Linked DNA regions of Homo sapiens: region 1 is linked to region 2. Evidence: read pairs that join two places in POLR2A ChIA-PET (ENCODE). Cell type or tissue: Panc1. All regions are shown on one strand.

What was found. Peaks named below come from ENCODE experiments on the same cell type or tissue, not always from the same donor. Only the 100,000 strongest peaks of a DNase experiment are listed, where the experiment ranks them.
Region 1: POLR2A ChIA-PET joins it to region 2 with 18 read pairs; 3 of 35 experiments call an interaction of 5 or more read pairs at or near these places.

Annotation. Positions count from the first base shown.
Region 1 is chr17:72,323,167-72,331,166 of GRCh38, forward strand. No RefSeq gene overlaps it. Among named protein-coding and RNA genes, the nearest start is that of LINC02003, 16 kb to the right of the region's middle. In Panc1, no CTCF peak of the experiment used is centred here; no DNase peak of the experiment used is centred here.
Region 2 is chr17:72,494,306-72,502,305 of GRCh38, forward strand. All of the region lies in intron 1 of LINC00673 (long intergenic non-protein coding RNA 673), which reads right to left. Among named protein-coding and RNA genes, the nearest start is that of LINC00673, 94 kb to the right of the region's middle. In Panc1, no CTCF peak of the experiment used is centred here; no DNase peak of the experiment used is centred here; H3K4me3 peaks cover 1,156 bases; H3K27ac peaks cover 7,801 bases.

The DNA of each region.
Region 1 (8,000 bases), 170 kb before region 2:
TTAACATAATAAAGGTTTATTTCCCCCTCACATAAAGTCCAATGTGGGTCAGATGATTTTCCAGGGCAACTGTCTTCTTCTAGTCCATAACTTGGGGGTTCAGGTGCTCTCCATCCTGTAATGGGGCCATCTCAACATGTGGCTTTCAGAGTTCCTGAAGTAGGAAATAGAGACATAATACACTCATTTTATTGGTCAGAAGTTGTCATGTGACTCACCTAAACTCAAAGGGGCAGGGAAATATGGCTGTCCAATGTGGCGCAGAAGGTAAGAACTACTCAAGAATGAACCCCGAAAGTCTCCACCACAGATGGAGGGAAATAAAGTAGTTTAAATGATTCAACATGATTTAGATCTCTGGATCAAGCTGTGCCTGAAGGAGTTGCAGTAGTTCTTAAATGAGCCAATAGATTTCTTTTTTAAAAGTCTAGTTTAAGTTTAGTTTTCTTCTCACTTGCAATTGAACAAATCCCACTTGACAGGAACATACCTAGACCTCACTCCCTGGCTGGCTCCAGCATCTCCCTCCTCCCAGTCGAAACACCACCCACTATGGGCTTCTGCCCTTCCACTCACTAAGAACTGCAACACACGCAAGCTTAAATGTTCTAGATTTTCCTAGGAACTGTCTTTTCAGCCACTGTGAAGGCCAAATGGTACATGAGAGAGGAAGTCACTTAGGAGAAAATAAAAGTCAATGCTAAAAATAGCCTTCCATCTTGCAAATGAATGGGGTTCCCCTGAAGGAAAGATAGGACTTCTGTAAAACGCCATAAAGTTAGCTCTCTGAGATCCTTTGGAGAAAGTGGCCACATCTGTCCTTAGATTAGCAGCAGCAGCAAGAGTTGGCTTGACCTCCTAGGGACTTTGCTTGAAGACTCTGGCTGGAGAGAGGAGATCTGGGTTCTGGTTTAATCTTTGCCATTGACCAACTGGCTAACCTTGAGCAAGTCATTTATCCTCTCTGGGCCTCAGTTTCCTCATCTGTAAAGTGAGTATGTTAAAGTAGCCAGGGTCTAATTTCCCTGTCTCCCTTATGCCCTAGATTTCTATAAGATCCCACCTCCACCTGCAGGTGCTCAGAATGTGGCTCAGCAATTGTCCTGCTGGTCACAACCAGCAGGAGTGAGTGTGCTGGTTGAAACCCCTCCCAGAACTTCCCATGAAGAGTGGCTGCACACTCTGTGTACTAGCTGGGTAGACCACTGCCAAAATCATATTCGAAGAACATTGGACTGGGAGCCAGGAGACCTAAGTTCACATACCACTTGTTTCATTGCCTTTGACAAGTCCTTTAAATCTCTCTAGACTTAAGTTTCTCCATCTTTCATGTTGGAATGGTGATTTGTGCTTCCATCAGAAGATCAAACAACCTTCTAGAGGCTGCTTTGGGCTTAGAGTCATGTGACATGGTTTGAGTTATCACTCTGACATCTTCTAGCTATGAGACCTTGAGCAAGTTGTAATCTCCCCACACCTTAAGGTCTGTAAATAAAAATAGCAACCATTAACTTAATTGAGGGCTTTCTCTGTGTTTCCCTACAACCTCATGAGGTAGGTACTATTATCAACTGTATGTTTCAATGTCCTTTAACCTCTCTAAGCTGCAGAGTCACAGAGCAGGTGGCAGACCCACATTCCAATCCAGAGCTGTCTGGCCCTAGTCCCTGTTCCACACCACCCTCCCTGCTTCCCTGACATGGACAGTGAATGAGGATGGGTACAGGGAAGCCCCAAATGCTACAGAGGTGTCTCATTCAGGTCTGTATCATCCTTCCTCCCTAGAAACATAATTAAAATGTAGTATAGTCTCAGAGGCCTTGTGATGAATGAGTGATTAACGGGTGCTTAGATGGATAACAAAATAGATAAGTTATAAATGGAAAACAATGTGGCGCTGTGTAGATGCCCAAATGTATGTGTTGACCCAGGTACCATCACAGTCATTCCATGGGAGTAACAGGGATATGGTGATCAGGTGCGCTTGCGGTTGGGATATGGAAGCGGCCATGTTGAAGGGGCCCAGACTACCACACACCAGAGGGGCTGGGGTTTCTTCCTCTATTCCTCCACCAGTGGCCCAGAAGGTCCAGACATGTGCCCAGGGTAAGAAAGTCATCTAATTAGAGCTCTGATGCTAAATCGCATGAGGGCCTTCCCTGGAGCTCAGGATAGAGGGCTGGGAATGAGGCAAGCAGAGCTGGAGAAAAAGGGCTGCCCACCCATCACTCAGCCGTCTGGGTCCCATGCCCGAAGTGAAGGGGACGCCTCAGATCTTTCAGGAAATGTCAGCAGCCAAAACAATGTCTTCCTTGTCTTCCTTCTTGTTTTTTCACTCCTTCTGCATGCCCCTGTGGCCCAGGAATATATAGATCCATCCATCCAATTTTGAGTACCTGCTATGTGCCAGACACTGCTCAAAGGGTTTGGGATATCCTTAAATAAAAACACCCAAAAATCCCTGCCCAGGTTCACCTTGTGTCTGATCACAAGAGCAAACCCTGCCCAGCCACTGCCAGAATTGGTATCATGGGGCATCCTCTGCACTGACCATCTGATTATCTTGCCCTGAACAAAGGGTCAGAGCTATGTCTAAATGCTGGGATGGGTCCTACAATGAACTCACATCTCTGGAGAAGACCTTCAACATTGGAGAACCAGCTGGTGCCTTCTTCTAAAAGAAAGGCAAAGGTCTTGGACTTCGTAGTTCCTTGCAAATCCCAGTCTAAGCCATTCAGTAGCAGGAAATATGTGTACCTGGAGAGGTCTCCTGCATGGGTCTGTGAAAAGAAGGAGGCAGGTTGATAGCCACCAGTTGTCCAAATGAATTCACTCAATGATAATGCTGGGCACTGATTAAGTCTATGGCCCCTTGCTAGATGCTGAGACAGCCACTGAATAAATGAGAGGCAGTTCCTACCCTCCATGAACTTCCAAATGAGCTGACAATCGGATGGGCTGAAGAGGTTAGGAAATCTGTTTGGTTAGGGGTAAATAGAGGGATAGGATAGGCAGAGGGAAAAACCAGGACCAGGTTGGATGTAATACTGAGAACATGCACAGCCCAGGTATAGCAGCAGGGAGCTTATATTAATTCACTCACTCATTCATCTATTCAGTCAATAAATATTTGTTCCATACCTCTTCTATCCCACTCTGCTAAGCTCTGCAAATAACTTGGTGAGCACATCCACATCATTTCTTTTCTAAGCTGATGGTCCCAGTGGGAGAGACAGGCATTCATCAAATAATCACACATTATTTCTTTGAAGGAAAAATACAAGACATATCAAAAGAACTATGTATGTTGTTGTGTGTGTATGCATGCATGCACACATGTGGTGGTTAGAAGCTGGTGGTAAGGAGACAGTTTCTGCAAAGGTAACAACTTTTGCAAGATGTCCTGAGATAGGTAGGGATCTAGTCCAGTAGGTGGGCTGAAGAGAAGCAAACTAGAGGTGAGAGCAGGAATCAGCAAAGCCCAGGCTGATGGTACAGGTCAAGTTGAAGGTTTTGCTCTCATCCTAAGGAAAGGGCAGCCAACAAAAGGTTTATGCAGCAAACAACTAGGCTGTGATTTGTGCTGGAGAGAAGATGTCATGCTGAGGAGTTAGGAGATGAATTCACATTTCCTTCATTTTATGAAGAATTTACAAAACCTTTGAGCCAAAAAAGTTCATTTTCTGTTCTCTCAGAGGCAGTATAGCAAAATGGTTATGAATCCAGGATTTTAGGGTGAAGATTTCAATCCTACTTTGGATAATTAATAATAAATTAGTTCTAAGCCCCATGTTTCTCATAGGGCTTTTGTGAGCATTTAAATGCAAACGTATGTAAACGTGAGCAGTATCTCTAGCACTTACAAGCACCCAACAATTTACAACTATTTTTCTTGGTTCTCCTTGCACCTTGAGTAAAGAGATGCTGAGCTGCATCATAAGTTTCAGTAGGGTTTGACCACTCTTAGGACCATCTTTCACTGAGGGACCTTTGGCCTATTGCTTTCTTGCTGAAGTTTAAATGTTTCCAGTTTCTTTTTGAGAACAGCTGGTCCCAATCTACTAAATAACCCCTTTGCACACTTGAAGACCATTATTAAGATTCCCTTTGGCCATAAACATACGAAGAAGTGTTTAACATATGAAAAAAATGTTTAACCTCACCAGTAATCAAAGAAATTCAAATCAAAACAACAAAATGCAATTTTTGCCTATCAATTTGGTAACTTTTTAAAATGATAGTGCACAGTGCTGGTGAGAGTAGGGTAAGGTGGCAATTTCGTACATTGCTGGTGGGAACATAAATTGGTACAATCTTTCTGGAAAGCAATTTGGCAATATGTTATCAAGACCCTGAAAATTGTCCTTACCCTTTCACCCAGTAATTCCACTTCTGGGAATCTATCTCAAGGAAATAATCAAAGAATCAGACAAAAATTTCTGTTCATGCTGTTTGATATAGCAAACAATATTTTGAATTAGGAATAACCAAAAACTACCTAGAAGTCAAATGGTGTCGTGACATATATTACGGTGTCGTGACATATATTAAAAAGTTATTAAAAGTCCTGTTAACAAGGAATTTTCAAGGACATTTAAAATGGTCACCAAAAACTGTAAAACACAAACATATAGAAGATACAAAACTAAACACAGTAGGATTTTAATTATGTAATTATATATACTTATATTTTTATATGTGCATAGAAACAGCTACATGCAAACACAGCAAAATATTGACAGTTCTTACTAGAGGGTGATAGAATTAGGGGTGGCTCTTTATTTTCTACTTTACAATTATATAACCAAAAAACTTGTTTAAGAGCTCACATGGCCTTATGTATTTTTCTAAGTAGTTCATCATGGTCCCTGTTCTGCCATAGCATCTTGCCCAGAATCGAAACAGCGGACTTTCAGTGGTTACAATTTACCTGGAAAGGGCCAGATAGCAGATATTTTAGGCTTTGCAGATCATACAGTCTTTGTTGCAACTTCTCAGCTCTATTGTTGTATGGCAAAACCAGCCATAGATAATATGGAAACAAATGGGCATGGCTGTGTTCTAATAGAATTATATATATATAATTATATATATAATTATATAGATATAACTATATATATAATTATATATATAGTTATATATATTTATATATATAATTTTATATATATATGCAGCAAGTCAGTTTTAGCCCATGGCCTTAGTTTGCCAACACCTAGTCTAGATGATTTGAATCTCTCCTGGCCCAAATTATGTATAGTCTCAAACAAGTATAGTTGGGGAAACTTCTAGAAGGGTGGGGTGAAGTAAGGTTCTTGTCTCCATATTCCTAGTGAGTCAATCCTTCTGAAATGTATTGAGAAGCAGTCAGCCAGGGCACTTCTCACAGGCTTTTATTCGCCTCTTTGGTTTTTTTCTTTCTTTCTTTTTGTTTTTATTATTTCAATAGTTTTGGGGATATAGGTGGCTTTTGGTTACACGGATAAGTCCTTTAGTGGTGATTTCTGAGATTTTAGTGCACCCCTCATCCAAGCAGTGTACCCAACATGCAGTATTTTATCCCTAATCCCCTCCCAACCTTATCCCCACCCAAGTCCCCAAAGTCCATGATATCACTCATGCCTTTGCATCCTCATAGCTTAGGTCCCACTTATAAATGAGAACGTACAATATTTGGTTTTCCATTCCTGAGTTACTTCACATAGAATAATGGCCTCCGACTCTATCCAAGTTGCTGCAAAAGACATTATTTCATTCCCGTGTGCCTAAGATAAGAGGATCTTTGGGTCCAGGAGTTCTGGGCCGACCAGACATCTGCACTAAATTCACCATCAACATGATCAATATAGTGACCTCCTGAGAGCACGAGGCCACCAGGTTGCCTCAGGAGGGGTGAACCGGCCCCGGTCAGAAACCAAACAGGCCAAAACTCCCAGGCTGATCAGTATTCGCCTCTTTGCATGGGTCTTCCCTCTTCTTGCTCATCAGTGTCCCCTCCAAGTCCTTCCTTTGCTACCACCCACTGCAGCCCTTATCCCATCTGACATAATAGGAGGTGAAGAAAGCCAAACACCCCAGTGATGACTGAAAGGGGCTGCAGAGACTTGGAACAGTTGGTGGCTAGTTTGAGATATCCCTTCTCTACCAACAGTGTGGTAAATGCACATGATAGCAATAACTTAAGCATACCGAGAACAAGGCTGTATGGCCGATGCACCTGACTGTGTTTTCAGAGTTCCAAGCTAAGGAATCTGGGAGGAGCCAATGCAGAGATTCGTTTTTTATCTATGAGGAACATCTGAATGCCCAGCCCTTCCTGCAGAACATGGGCCATGCAGGGATCGAGGCCCTTTGTTTGGGGGTTCAGTAAATGTTGCCAGGTGGAGACTGTCAGGGGAAGGGTGCTAAGTGAAAATGTTACATAAACTGCACGTTCTTTGCAAGCAGCTCCTGCCCAGCCCACCACCACTGGACTCTCTTCCCTGTATGTAAGTCCCTAGCCCATGTCTCATCTGCTGGTTCTGGGTCTCGTCTCCAGCCTCTTCAACCTGGTGCCATCCCCACTGGAGTTGACAGGGGTTCAGCACAATACCAACAATGAGGTTTCCAGATTCCTGGGTTTGTGGCTCCATCTTCCTTCTGGCCACTGTGTTCCAGAGGAGGAGAAGGAGAGAGACAAAGGATGAACTGTAAGTGTGCTGCATCCCAGGCATTGCTCCGAGGGGTCCATAAGATGGTTTTTTGGTGGGGAAAGTTTTATATTATAGAGACAAATAGAACCCTCACAGCAAGGACGCACCATAAACTTATGTAAACATATAAGTATATGTGTATGATACAAAGTTTTGAAAGTTCTCTTGTTGAGAGTGGAGTCTTATATCACTCACTTTAACATATGCACATGTCGGCCAGGCGCGGTGGCTCACACCTGTAATCCTAGCACTTTGGGAGGCCGAGGTGGGCAGATCACGAGGTCAGGAGATCGAGACCATCCCGGCTCATACAGTGAAACCCCGTCTCTACTAAAATTACAAAAAAATTAGCCTGGCATGGTGGCGGGCGCCTGTAGTCCCAGCTACTCGGGAGGCTGAGGCAGGAGAATGGCATGAACCTGGGAGGTGGAGCTTGCAGTGAGTGGAGATTGCGCCACTGCACTCCAGCCTGGGCAGCAGAGTGAGACTCTATCTTAAAAAAATATATATATATACACACATATACATATATATGTGTGTGTATATATATATATGTATATATGTATGTGTATATATATATATGCATATGTGTGTATATATACATATATATATATGCACAGGTCATTACCCAGTATAGGTAGGGAGCCTTTCTACCTTCTCCACCTTCCCTTTCCTGCTCCAATTCTTTTTGTATGTTTCCAGTAGAGTCCCCTTGTTTAAACCATTTTAGACATTGAGGCCTTGTCCAGGAGGCAGAAATGACATCTCAGAGCAGCCCACATATCAGGTGGTGAGTGAGAGAGTTATAGGATGACAGTGGCATTCCAAAGGCGTCTACTTCCTTGTCACTTTTCCCTACAAACACCTCAAATACAAAGTTGAGAACCACCAAGTGAAAATGGCCCACGTGGCAAGACAAGTCACTCATCCAGGGGTCCTCCCAATGACCTCTTCTGGCTTTTGGGTTTGATTCCCCTGACTGGTTTGATCTTACTATCATACTTTCTATTGCACCCAAGAGGCAGGCGCTGGCATTATTCAACTTTCCTTAGAGACCCAGCCATCCTGTTAAACAGTGATGAGGAAAGAGAAGAGAACAAGGAGACTTTGCATTTTAAAAATTAAAAGCTCCAATAGGTCATTTTGCTTAAAAGGAAATCTCTCGGCCGGGCGCAGTGGCTCACGCCTGTAATCCCAGCACTTTGGGAGGCTGAGGTGGGCGGGTCACGAGTTCAGGAGATCAAGACCATCCTGGCTAACATGGTGAAACCCCATCTCTACTAAAAATACAAAAAATTAGCCAGGCGTGGT
Region 2 (8,000 bases):
CCCAACCCATAATCACAAATACCATTTCTCTGCCTCTGCCCTCCTTCCCTCTACCTGACTGCCCTCAGAATACCACACACGCATACACACTCCACTTACACATGCACACACACACGTCCATTCATCAATTCCAAGAACGAATTGGTGGGAACAATCTAGCGACAAACATATATGGGAATAGGTTTGCATTTACTTCCACTTGTCTTCACCACCCACTTTCTAGTTCCTAGTTAAGTATCAGGCATGTAGTGAGTGTTTGATAAATATCTCTCCAATGTCCTGTAGTTCCTCAGACAAATTTGCAAGACCTCATGTGTGCTATTAGCATCAAACAGCTGTTTTGGAGTGACATGAGTGCTTACCAAGGATGTAGAATCTCACCACGCCTTGCAGACAGGTTGAGACAGGTGTTCACCAAACAAGGAAACAGGGATGCAAAAAGATGCTGAAGCCATCTGGGCAAAGGGCAGTTTGGAGAGGCAAGAGGAAAATCCTGTTGCAAGATCCCAAGCCTCTAAAACCCTGGTGTGCCTACCTCCACAGTGGCTATATCTCATCCAGTGATCATGACAATTATTCAATAAATTACTATGTGTTCAATAAGCATTAGCTACATATCAGACACTTGACATCATGAACAAATGTAATTCTCGCAGCAACTCTATAAGGCTCACTGAGGAATCTTAGGATAAAGAGCTTGCCCAAGGAGCTTATCAAGTTAATCTCAGAGGTTCCCAAGGGGGAACTTGGAGGAATAAGGTGAGGGAACATTTGGGGTTGTCACAACACACAGGTGACTGCTGAAATGTAGTAGGCAGGGGGCAGGAAAGCCGGAGATCTACATCATTCAGGTCTTTTCCCACCCAAATGCCATCATCAGCCCAGTTGAAAAACACTGCTTTTTAAGCAAGGGCAGAGCCAGGATCTGCACCTGCCTACAAGCAAGTCTGCCTCAACAGCCCCTGTCCTTCCTTACCATTCCATTCTGAGGCTTCAAAGCCATTAATGTCACATAAGCTGCTTCCTGGTAGAACAACTAACTGCCCTTTCAGTAACATCTAGGAAACTTCAGAATGTAGAGAACAGATCCAGATCTAGAACAAAAATCTGTTCTCTCCCCAACAGAGCAAAATATACATAGATAGATTTTTTTGTTTATTTGCTTGTTTTAGACAGAGTTTCGCTGTGTCATCAGGCTGGAGTGCAGTGGCACGATCTCAGCTCACTGCAACCTCTGCCTCCCTGGTTCAAGGACTACTCCTGCCTCAGCCTCCCGAGTAGCTGGGACTACAGGCACGCGCCACCACGCCCAGCTAATTTTTGTATTTTTAGTAGAGACAGGGTTTCACCATATTAGCCAGGATGGTCTCGATCACTCGACCTCATGATCCGCCCACCTCGGCCTCCCAAAGTGCTGGGATTACAGGTGTGAGCCACCATGCCCGGCCTTGCAAAATATATTTAAGATGTATCTTCCATATATAAAGCAAAGCGCTAAACAGTGTTGTGAGAAAGAGCTTCTTTCTTTTTCAAGACAGAGGCATTGCTTCAAAGGCTGCAATTTCATACAAGAAAAAGGAAAGGAAAAGAATAATGCAGACTGTGAGTAGCACCAAATGCCTAGTAAAGATCATACAAGTGGCCGGGCACAGTGGCTTAGGCCTGTAATCCCAGCACTTTGGGAAGCTGAGGCAGGCAGATCAGCTGAGGTCAGGAGTTCGAGACCAGCCTGGCCAACATGGCGAAACGCCATCTCTACTAAAAATACAAAAATTAGCTGGGCATGGTGGACCATACCTGTAGTCCCAGCTACTAGGGAGGCTGAGGTAGGAGAATCACTTGAACCCAGGGGGTGGAGGTTGCAGCAAGCCAAGATTGCACCACTGTACTCCAGCCTGGGCGACAGAGTGAGACTGTCTCAAAAAAAAAAAAAAGATCGTACATGTTGAAAGATTTTAACACCATGATGCAAGTATTCAGAGCTGGCTTCATGCAGAAGGGAGGACTTCAGCTAGGTTTCAAAAGCTGGAACTGATTCCCATCAGCAGGAAAGGAGGGAGAGAGAGACAATAAAATCAGGTGTGCAGAGGTAAGAAATCAGCTTGTCAAGCTTGAGGGGCACCAAGGGGACCACCGTGGATAAAACAGAGTCCATTTCATAGCAGACAGGGGTAAACCTCAAAAGGTATTTGCACGGGATCGAGGAAGGATTTCATCTCTATCCAAGGATTCCAATCTATCTTGTAGGAAGTAGCAATCCCTCATGGGTTGTGTGCAGGAGGGATGAAAGTGGTGTTTTCAGGAATGAACAGACTGCATAAGAGTGGGTGGGGGTGAGTGGTCAGTTAGAAGTTCTCTCAATAAATCCAGCATGAGTAAGAGTCTCCATGAGGTAGGAGCAACGGAAACAGCCACTGAGCCCTGCCAATTCCTTCTCAATACCCGTTTTTGTGTTCGATTGGATAGGAACCGTTTTGGGGGCCTGAGAAAAGCAGAAGGGTTGAACCTTACTTCATAATGTAGAGGTTGATAACCAGAAGAATGACAGCCCTACTGCTGATAAAATATTGAGGACAGGGAGTTTAACCACAAAACCTTCAGGAAGAAATGGCCAGGAAATAATAACTGCTAATGGGAAATCAGTGCTGTGGTCTGCAGACAACCTGGACATTCTCAGACACAAAATGAGACCTCTCCCATCAGCCAGGTTTCAGGAGATGCAGCAGTGGCAACTTCACATGGTAATCTGCTATGTTGGTGGCTCCCAGTGAAACTCACCTGCTGAGATCCATGCCTTCATTTAATCCCCTACCCTTGAATTTAGGCTGGCCCTGTGACGTGCTTCAGTCAACAGAATGCGGCAGAAAGTGATGCTGTACCAGTTCTAGGCCTAAGCCTTCTGCCGTGTATTAGTCTGTTCTCATGCTGCTAATAAAGACACACCTGTGATTGGGTAATTTGTAAAGGAAAGAGGTTTAATGGACTCACAGTTCCACATCGCTGGGGAGGCCTCACAATGATAGCAGAAGACAAAGGAAGAGCAGAGGGATGTCTTATATGGCAGCAGGCAAGAGAGAGAATGAAAACCAAGGAAAAGGGGTTTTCCCTTATAAAACCATCAGATCTTGTGAGACTTATTCGTTACCACGAGAACAGTATGGAGGAAACCACCCCTATGATTCAATGACCTACCAATGGGTCCCTCCCACAACATGTGGGAACTATGAGAGCCACAATTCCAAATGAGATTTGGGTGGGGACACAGCCAAGCTATATCAAGTCTGTCTAGCAGCTATCTAAGAAGTCAAGCTAGGCCGGGCACGGTGGCTCTCGCCTGTAATCCCAGCACTTTGGGAGGCCAAGGCGGGCAGATCACGAGATCAGGAGATCGAGACCATCCTGGCTAACATGGTGAAACCCCGTCTCTACTAAAAACACAAAAAATTAGCCGGGTGTGGTGGCAGGCGCCTGTAGTCCCAGCTACTCGGGAGCCTGAGGCAGAAGAATGGCATGAACCCAGGAGGCAGAGCTTGCAGTGAGCCGAGATCGTGCCACTGAACTCCAGCTTGGGCGACAGAGCGAGACTCTGTCTCAAAAAAAAAAAAAAAAAGAAGTCAAGCTATCCTCTAGGATAGCTTGAGAGACCACGTGGAGAAAGAGAAGCCCTTAAATGATATGAAAAAAGAGAGAAAGGCCTAGTGTCCTAGTGGCCCAGCGGAGCCCAGTTCCCCAACCAATTCTCTAGCAGAATGAAGCCTTATGAGTAACCACTGACCAGATGAGCAGAACAACCACCCAGCCAGGCCTAGACCAAACCCCAGAATCATGGACAAATACAACAGTTGCTGTTTTAAGCCACCATGTTTTGGGATGGTTTGTTACTCAGTAACAGATAACTGATACACTTCCACGAGGCCATGGGTTGTGCTGGAGTGCCCTGGTGATCCATGCCAACAATGGGATCATGCAAAGCTCTGTGCACAGGCAAATATATGTCTATCCTTGGTGATGGGTAGTGTGAACATAAAGAGAAGCCATACAGAGCCACTGCCATCTGCAAGTGCTCCCTCAAGCTACTGGTGCCCAAGCTTGGCACATAGTTGGCACCTAAATAAACATTTGTAAAACGGATGCAGAGCTATCAATCTGATTTTAATGGACTCTAGAGAAGCGTATCCAAAGCTTACTTATTCCTGCAAACCTTCCCAGAAACTTGTAACCTTCAATGTCAGGAAATGTTCTCATAAATCTGACCATACTCCCTGAGGCTCCTGAAGCTCATTTCCTCTTGTCCAGTATGAATGGATAACAGCTGGTCACTATTCCAATATCCACTGACACTGCACCTTCCTCAGCCTTACTGAGTTCTCCTCTCATCAAGAAAGAAGACTACTGCCTTTGCCTCCTTGCAAACTTGATTCTTTTCAACCTTTTCTAGAGAGGTGCTATTTCTGTTTAACAAGAGCCTCCTGGGGATCTTGTTACAATGTGGATTCTGACTCCATAGGTCTGGCATGGAGCCACAGATTGTGCCTTCTATCAAGTTCCCAAATGATGCTGATGTCGCTGGTCCAAGGACTACACTTTGCATGGCTGCCTCATTTTGCAGATAAGGAAACTGAAGTGCAAAGCGAGGAAGGCTCTACCACCAACATCAGAGCCTTAGGCTTGATTGCACAGACCCTTCTGAGTTATGTGACTGAAACCAGTGTGGGAAATCAGAGCAGGTGTTTCTCAGCTATAGTGGCTCTAGAGCAGCTGCTCCCTTGCCATCTAAAGTCAGGTTGGCTACCTTGGAACCATCCAAGAAGCTTCTCAAAATGCAGATTCACAGGCTTTCCTGCTGGAGACTGACTCAATAGACCTGGCCTGTGGCCTTGGGAAATTGTGTTTCCAAAAGAGCTCCACGGGTGATTCTGATGCACAGTGGGTTTGAGATTATTCATCTAGAATACAAGGGAGGCAGTGACCCCACAAGAGTAAGACTCAAAAATATTAGCTCACCAGTATTTATTAAGAGGGTTCTATGCTCTGGGCACTATCCTAATTTAAATCCATATCACTTTTTTTTTTTTTTTTTTTTTTTGAGACGGAGTCTTGCTCCTGTTGCCCAGGCTGGAGTGCAATGGCACAATCTCAGCTCACCACAACCACTGCCTACCAGGTTCAAGTGATTCTCCTGCCTCAGCCTCCTGAGTAGCTGGGATTACAGGCATGCATCACCACACCCGGATACTTTTTGTATTTTTGTAGAGACGGAGTTTCACCATGTTGGCCAGGCTGGTCTTGAACTCCTGACTTCAGGTGATCCGCCTGCCTCAGCCTCCCAAAGTCCTGGAATTACAGGCATGAGCCACCACGCCCAGCCTCGTATCATATGATTTAAACTTCGCTACAACTCCATCTAGTAAGTGCTATCATAAGTCCAAATTTATAGAGGGGAAACCAAGGCACAAAGCAGCTAAATAACTTGGCAAAAGTCACATCCCTACTAAGGGGCTGAGAAAGGGTCAGAAGCCAGTTCGTTTAGCTCCAAAATCCACCTGTTAACCACTATGTTCTCGACCTCTTATCTAAAGTGAAGATAAGCTCCCTGGAAAATCCCAAGAGTAAACTGATTGACAGGAACAGTGTTTCTCAAAGCAGAAGCCGGCAGGCGCGGTGGCTCACGCCTGCAATCCCAGCACTTTGGGAGGCCGAGGCGGGCGGATCACGAGGTCAGAAGATTGAGACCATCCTGGCTAACACGGTGAAACCCGATCTCTACTAAAAATACAAAAAAATTAGCTGGGTGTGGTGGCAGGCACCTGTAGTCCCAGCTACTTGGGAGGCTGAGGCAGGAGAATGGCGTGAACCTGGGAGGCAGAGCTTGCGGTGAGCTGAGATCGCGCCACTGCACTCCAGCCTGGGTGACAGAGCGAGACTCCATCTCAAAAAAATAAATAAATAAATAATCAGAAGCCACACACCACCAGCCCTACAGAACATTAACGCTCACTCCTCGGTGGGGGGAAATGGTAGGAGATGATCTCAGTCAAATTTGGGAACAGAGCTAAACACCTCATGTTCTTACTCATGTGGAAGCTGAAAAAGTAGATCTCATAGGAAGTAAAGAGTAGAACAGAGGTTATTCAAGGCTGGAAAGGGCAGGGGGAAAAGAAGGATGGGGAGAGATTTGTTAAAGGCTATAAAATTATAGATGGACAGGAGAAATACGTTCTAGTGTTCTATACCACTGTAGGATGACTACAGTTAACAATGATATATATTTTGAAATAGCTACAAGAGAGAACATTGAATGTTCCCAACACAGAGAAAGGATAAACGTTTGAGATCATGGATATGCTAATTACCCTGATCTGATCAATATACATTGTATATATCAAAACAACACTAGGTATCCCATACATTTATCTACAATTATTATGTGTCCATTTAAAAATAAATAAATAAGGGCCAGGCGCATTGGCTCACACCTGTAATCCCAGCACTTTGGGAGGCCAAGATAGGTGGATCACTTGAGGTCAGGAGTTTGAGACCAGTCTGGCCAACATGGCAAAACCACATCTCTACTAAAAATACAAAAAAAAAAAAAAAAATTGCCAGGCATGGTGGTGCACACCTGTAATCCCAGCTACTTGGGAGGCTGAGGCAGGAGAATCACTTGAACCCAGGAGGCAGAGGTTGCAGTGAGCCAAGATCATGCCACTGCACTCCAGCCTGGGTGACAGTGTGAGACTCCATCTCAAAGAAAAAAGAAAAAAAGAAAGAAAGAAATAAAAATATAAATAAATAAATAAATAAATGTTAAATGTGGGAAACACTGAGTTAAACCAAACTAGATGGATTCTTCCTATGGAACTTCTCACAGACTTCACCAGCAAGCATAAGCAAATCAATTTCCAAGGGGTGGGGGGTACATTTTGTAACATTCTCCAAATGTACTGGTCTGCAGAATCCCTTTGTCCAAAAGCATCTCAAGACATCATGAGGATGCCAGGAAACTAACTGCCTGTGGGATACGTGGGCCCAAGGCAGTGCTTCTCAAACTTTAATGTACACACACAATACCTGGGACCCTTGTTAAAATGCAGATTCCAATGCCGTAGGTCTGGCTGGGGCTAGAGAGTCTGCATTTCTAGCAAGAGATGCTGGTGTTGCATCACCCTCAGCATGGCAGGGACCTGCAGGACAGCTCTGGCTAGCTCTGGCCCCGCCACCTCCCCAGGCAAGCCTTCTCCCAGCTCAGCACCCCCAGGAGAACAGCCCTTACGCAAACTTCCAGGGCGGTCTGGCCTCTGCTTACCTCCTCAACCCTGGAACTATTCCACAGAGTGCAAGTTTCATCGCAGGCCCCTAGGGAATCCAGACCCTTCTAGAGATCTATCCCTGGGTCCCTACCCCAACCCTTCTCTCTGTCTTCCACGAGCCACACCCCTCCCTGCCCTTGCCTCAGAAAGCCCTCATTCTGAAGGTCAGGTCCACTTAGCGGTCAGCCTCGCTCCCCAGCCGCCCAAGGTGGCTGGGATCAGTGGTGAGGAAGGGAGAGGAGGTGAAAGGAGGATAAGCAGAGAGCAAGGAGGCCCCGTGAGGTCTTGTGACCGACTGGGCCTCCTGGTGCCGCCGAGGTGGCAGTGCCAAAGCGCAGTGCTGGAATACTTGGCCTGTCTCCGGAGCAAACACCCAATCCAAACAGGCCCTAGTGTGTCTCCGAACAGACTGTGTAAATAACGGGGGGAGGAAAAAAAAACCCCAACTGGCCACAGATCCCGCTTTCAAACACATTGAAACAAAATAATCCCTCTCTCCCTCACTCGCTCACTCCCCACTGCTTGCTCTTTTTTTTTTTTTTTTTTTTAAATTTCCACCGGTGCCGAGGCCTCAGTGGAGCCTGGCTGGCGGCTTGTTAGAGCCTGCAGCCTACCTGTCCTGCATAGGAATGAAGCCGGGAGGAGTTACATGATATGCCCTCGTTGCAGGCCGGGGACACAGCTACCGCA